Linked DNA regions of Mus musculus: region 2 is linked to region 1. A link is a loop called in an ENCODE intact Hi-C map of the cell type or tissue named here. Cell type or tissue: heart. All regions are shown on one strand.

The links. A loop is a pair of places that touch in the nucleus more often than their neighbours do. Peaks named below come from ENCODE experiments on the same cell type or tissue, not always from the same donor. Only the 100,000 strongest peaks of a DNase experiment are listed, where the experiment ranks them.
Region 2: it touches region 1 in a loop (2.8-fold over the local background); 11 of 42 quality-filtered maps call a loop at or near these places.

What each region holds. Positions count from the first base shown.
Region 1 is chr16:32,112,526-32,115,025 of GRCm38, forward strand. No RefSeq gene overlaps it. Among named protein-coding and RNA genes, the nearest start is that of Cep19, 14 kb to the left of the region's middle. In heart, no CTCF peak of the experiment used is centred here; DNase peaks (open chromatin) are centred at 1,196 and 1,546; H3K4me3 peaks cover 323 bases.
Region 2 is chr16:32,164,255-32,166,754 of GRCm38, forward strand. It overlaps Nrros (negative regulator of reactive oxygen species), which reads right to left and starts at 1,340. Exons shown (of 3, transcript NM_001347181.1): 1 at 1,126-1,340. In heart, no CTCF peak of the experiment used is centred here; DNase peaks (open chromatin) are centred at 296 and 1,197; H3K4me3 peaks cover 1,331 bases; H3K27ac peaks cover 823 bases; H3K27me3 peaks cover 1,350 bases.

The DNA.
Region 1 (2,500 bases):
TAATTTAATTAAATTAATTTAATTAAATATTTAATTAAAAGTGGGGATGGAGAAGAACATCAGAAGACCACTCTCAGGTCTCTCCTCCCTCCAGGCAGATTCATGAATCATACTGGAATCAGCTTGGCAGTTGGTCCCCTGTCCACCAAGTCATCTCTCTGGGGCTTGCCCAGTGCAGAGAGTGGGAGAGGCATTATCAACCCGTCTCACACCTTCTCAGACTTCTGAGTACAAAACAGACTGCTTTCTCAAGACAAGACCTTCAAGCCTCTAACTCAAGCTAGTGGATTGCAATCTTGAGGATGGTCAGACTCGTCATCACAGCACAGATAGATCCCTGTCTCAGGGATTCGGATTCATGAGCCAAGGGGTAGGACTGAGACTCTGCTAACAGTCCTTCCCCCCTCCCCCCGCACCACACCCTCTGCCCCCCACCACCACACACACACACACACACACACACACACACACACCCCAACCACTGTGCTAGGCTTTTGTTCTTCAGTTTTGGAAACCCACAATCCATCATTCTGTTAACTCCACCACAATCCCACTGTGGCTCTCTGAAACACTCATAATAACGTAATTCTATCAGATCCAACCTTCCATTCAAACCGTCCCACAGTCACAACCCTTGGACATCGTGGCTCCCAGGTTCACCTTTATGCAGGCACTAAGCATGTAGAAGGCATTGTCACTAGAGATTCCACAGAAGGAAGGACTGATGTAGGCTAAAGCAACCGAGACACTTTAAGATGGAGACCGGGTTGAGCCAGGAGGTGGTGGTGCACGCCTTTAATTCTAGCTCTTGGGAGGCAGTGCCGTCTACAGAATGAATTCTAGGACAGCCAGGGCTGCACAGAGAAACCCTGACTAGGTTCCGGTTTATTCTCAAAGGTAAATTTATCTATTTAGAATGCAGAGGAATGAGCAGTGTTGATACCAAGAATCATGTAACCCCAGAAAACTGGAGGATACACTGGGCCAGTAATGCAGTGGTAAATGATTCCATGGGAGGGGCCTGTCTGCTGCCAGAAGCATTAGTACAACCAAGCAGCACTTAGGCCTGAGTACTACTGGGTGAGGCAGAGTGCGGCCATCCGGGAAATGGGTGTGTTTACTTAGGACTGGGGCAGATTAATCTACTTCTTCTTTCTGTGGAAAAAATTGCTCTCTCCTGCAAGGCGCGGCAAGAACTGAAACCAGGAGGAAGCTTTGCTCAATAGGAAGTGAGCTCCAATTCTAAAATGGGGAAGCACTGCGTTCCTCCAGCGAGACGATCCTGAGCTGAAAAGGAGTGAGAAGCGGACTCGGACGGCTGGGGGCCCCTGGAAACAACCCACGTGGCCGCCAGGAAGACATCGCGAAATCAATGGTGGAGCATCTGCGCTGTGGCATACTGGATTAGATTCCTCTCTATTCCTTCCATGAGGTGTCCTTACAAAAACAACTAAGGGGTTCGTTTATTCTAGCTCACAACCTCAGACTACACTACAGTCCCTGGAGGTTCCGGTGGCAGAGGCTTCCAAGAGCTGGTCACATGACAACCAGAACAAGTGTACCCACGTACGCGTCTCAGCCCAGTCTTTACTGTCTGGCGCCCAGCCCAGGAAACTGTGCCGCCCACATTGGAAGGGAGTCTTTCCACCTCTATTGAGATTTCTGAGTTCGAGGCCAGCCTGATCTACAAAGTGAGTTCCAGGACAGCCAGGGCTACACAGAGAAACCCTGTCTCGAAAAAAAAAAAACAAAAACAAAACAAAAAAAAAAAAAAAGAAAGAAAGAAAGAATGAAAAAAGAAAAGAAAATTCCTCAGACATGCTTGAGGGCCAACTTAATGTAGGCAGCTCCGCCTTCAGACTCCCTTCCTAGGCGATTCTAGATTGGGTCAAATTGACGAATAAAACTAACCATCATACATAGCGGTGGTGGCACACGCCTTTAATCCCAGCACTCGGAAAGATGAGGCAGGCAGGTCTCAATGAGTTCGAGGTCAGCCTAGTGTACAGAGTGAATCCCAGGGCAGCCAGGGATACACAGAGAAACCCTGTCTTGAAAACAAAGACTAACCATCACATACGACCTGGATACCCTAGCAAAAAAAGGGGGGGGGGGGAGCCAGAACCTTCGGGATGGGATCCAGGGCTAACTGCGAAAGCAACTTGCAGACTGACAGCAGATTCTAAACCCTTCCCATCACCTACCATACACGCAAGTCCCAGGACTGCAGCCAGCTGCAGAGGGACTGTGCTAGAGTAGGGCTTCACCATTTAAATGCGAAGACTTGGCTCCCGCTCTTTCGGTTTACCTAAATCCCATCTCCAGACTCTTTGTGTTACTTCTGTCCCTCCCTCATTTACCTCCCTCTCCCATTCCCATATACAAGTCCAATACTGGGCTTTTAAAAGAAGAGAAATGCCCTGCCAACGGGGTTGGAGTTGTAATGCCCTTCCCCTGAGCCTAATTCTTCAAGCTCCTTTCCACCTAACATGGTTGGAGG
Region 2 (2,500 bases), 52 kb after region 1:
GAAGGACCAGTCAAATGAAGGCACCTTCTCTTGTGAGGCTGTTTGGTTTTGATTTTAACCTAAGTGTTGAGGTTTTTTGTTTTGTTTTGTTTTTTGTTTTTCTGGGCCCATGAGTCTATAACCCCCTCTAGGAACTCTGGGGCTCACATATAAAGCTCATAGGGGGTGTCCCCAGGCCTCAAACACCGTGAAAACTGTCCGTACCTCACGGTCAGTAGCAGAGAGAGACACTGGAAAGCCTTCCTTAGTCTGCTCCGATCCTAGTTACAGTGGGGCACGTGGTCATCGCCGCAGCGCAATGGTGAGCTAGCAACTGCAGGGAGAGCAGTGCTTTTCCCTGCCCAGCTCCTGAGTGCGAGCGAGCCTGTGGGTAGGTCCATGGATGTGTGTCTGTGCCTGCAGAGGCCGAGAGGACCACAGCAGAGCACTGAGCAGGAGTCAGGAGAGCCTGGCTCTAATCTCTCTCTCTGACACTTGGGTAGCTGTGGACCAAATAATACCCCAGCACAAGTTACCCAGGACAAAGGCTCTAGGAGAAGGGCTTTTGCTGTCTTCTGGATGTACACACACAGCTGACCCTGGGAAGATCCCGGTTAAGTAAGTGCGACTGTGGATGGATTTCCGTGTCTTTGCCTGTGTAATGGTGGGTCTCAATTTATGTTGATGGGCAAAGGAGTCGATGCAAACACCCGTATGCTGAGTGTTCACAGCGTCCTCTCATGACGTCCGGTCACTCAGACTAGGCAAGGAGCACTGACCACTGTGTAGATGAGGAAAAAAAAGGAGGCTCCGAAAAGTTCCCTAACCTGTTCACACTCTCCCTGAAAGAGCCAGGAATCAAACCATAGCTGGTTGTAAAGCCCTACGTGCCTCTCCCACATCACACACCTCCTCTCTCAGCTGTAAGAGTTCCTGAGACTTCCACCTACACCAAAGGTGTAGCCCCCCCCCCAAATCCAGCCCAGAGGCGGAGAGACTGGATACCACAACTTCACAATGAGCCTGAGCGCGGCGTGCGTGGGGTGGGGGAGCTGATGCCTAACCTCCCACCACCCAACCCGGTCCCAGCTCGCCCACCTCTTGTAGCCCGGCAATGCTCAACGAACCCACGCAAGAAATACTCACTGCTCCCGCAGGCCCAGGCGGCTCCGCGGGGCGCATCGTCTCCAGGGCCCCAGCCTCCTGGACAGCACTTGCCGCTGCTGCGCTGCCTACTCGCTCTGGGGCATCAGATTATTTTAGCACTTGCGGAAGGAACCAACGGAAACTGAAGTCACATGGAGAGCTCGCCTCTCAGCGACTCAGCACTCAGCCCGCGTCTTAGAAGGAACTGCCACCGCGGGGGGTGGGGTGGGGGTGGGGTTGGACGAGGATGCAGGTAGCACATGGCCCCTCACCAGCAGGGCTGTCACTCTACAGGTGCAGCCTGCCAAGCTCTGTTAGGTCGTCGCTAAGCATGCTCTTGTGGCTCCTGCTTTGATGGCACATGGGAACTAGGAGTCCTGGCTTGTGGTCTGCTGTTCCAGGAACTCTTCTACAGGCTTCTATCCAAGGGCCAGCTTGGGGCAGAATTCAGTGAAGGGCAACACAAATTTGTTTAATTGGAAAGGGGGACGAGTCCGCCATTTAGAAGGGTCATCCATCCAGTCGTCTGTTTTCATCTACTCAGTCAGTCCTTAACTAATCATCTTTTCTGGGCACCGTACTTCTTAAAAATTAAGAAAATAAATAAAGGGAAAAGGAAGTCGGCAATGGCAGCACGCACCTGTGATCCCAACCCTGGAGAGGTTGAAGCAGGAGGATCAGAGTACAAGGTCATCCCAGCCCAAAGAGCAGGTTTGGGGTTGCCCTGGGATTCGTGTGACCTGTCACACACACACAAAATAAACAAGAAGGACAAATGGAAGAAAAAGAAAGGTTTTTGTCTACTGGTTTTTAACTGACCCCGCGTTGCAGATAGTACCATAAACTTCTTGGCTCTATTGAGTACGGGTGTTCAACAGCGTTGTTTTGATAATGCTGTGTAGAAAGTTCACTGTCAACTGTGGCAGCATGCCTAGCTAGCGTCTGCACGGATCCAGACCTGACCTAGTCCCAGCTCTAAGATGGAGAAAAAGACATGAGCTCCCAGCCCCAACCATCCACAAAGGAAAAATCATCTCTCAAGGGAGTCTCACTGAGTATACAAACCACACCAAAGGGCGGCTCCATGCCCTGCAGCAGGAAGCAACGGGGATGAGGGCTGGGGGGGGGGGGTTCGTTCAAAAAACTATGTAAATTAATTATACAGCCTTTAAATTTTTTTTGAGATTAAAATATAATTTCTCCCTCCCCCTTCTCCCTCTAACATTCCTATATATCCCACCCTGTTCTCTTCCAAATTCATGGCCTCTTCCACTTTAACTGTTTTACATATATATGTAAACACACACACACACACATTTATTCACTTGTAAAGGTAACAATGATGGCACCATTGAAGAAGAAAACAAGTGTAGAG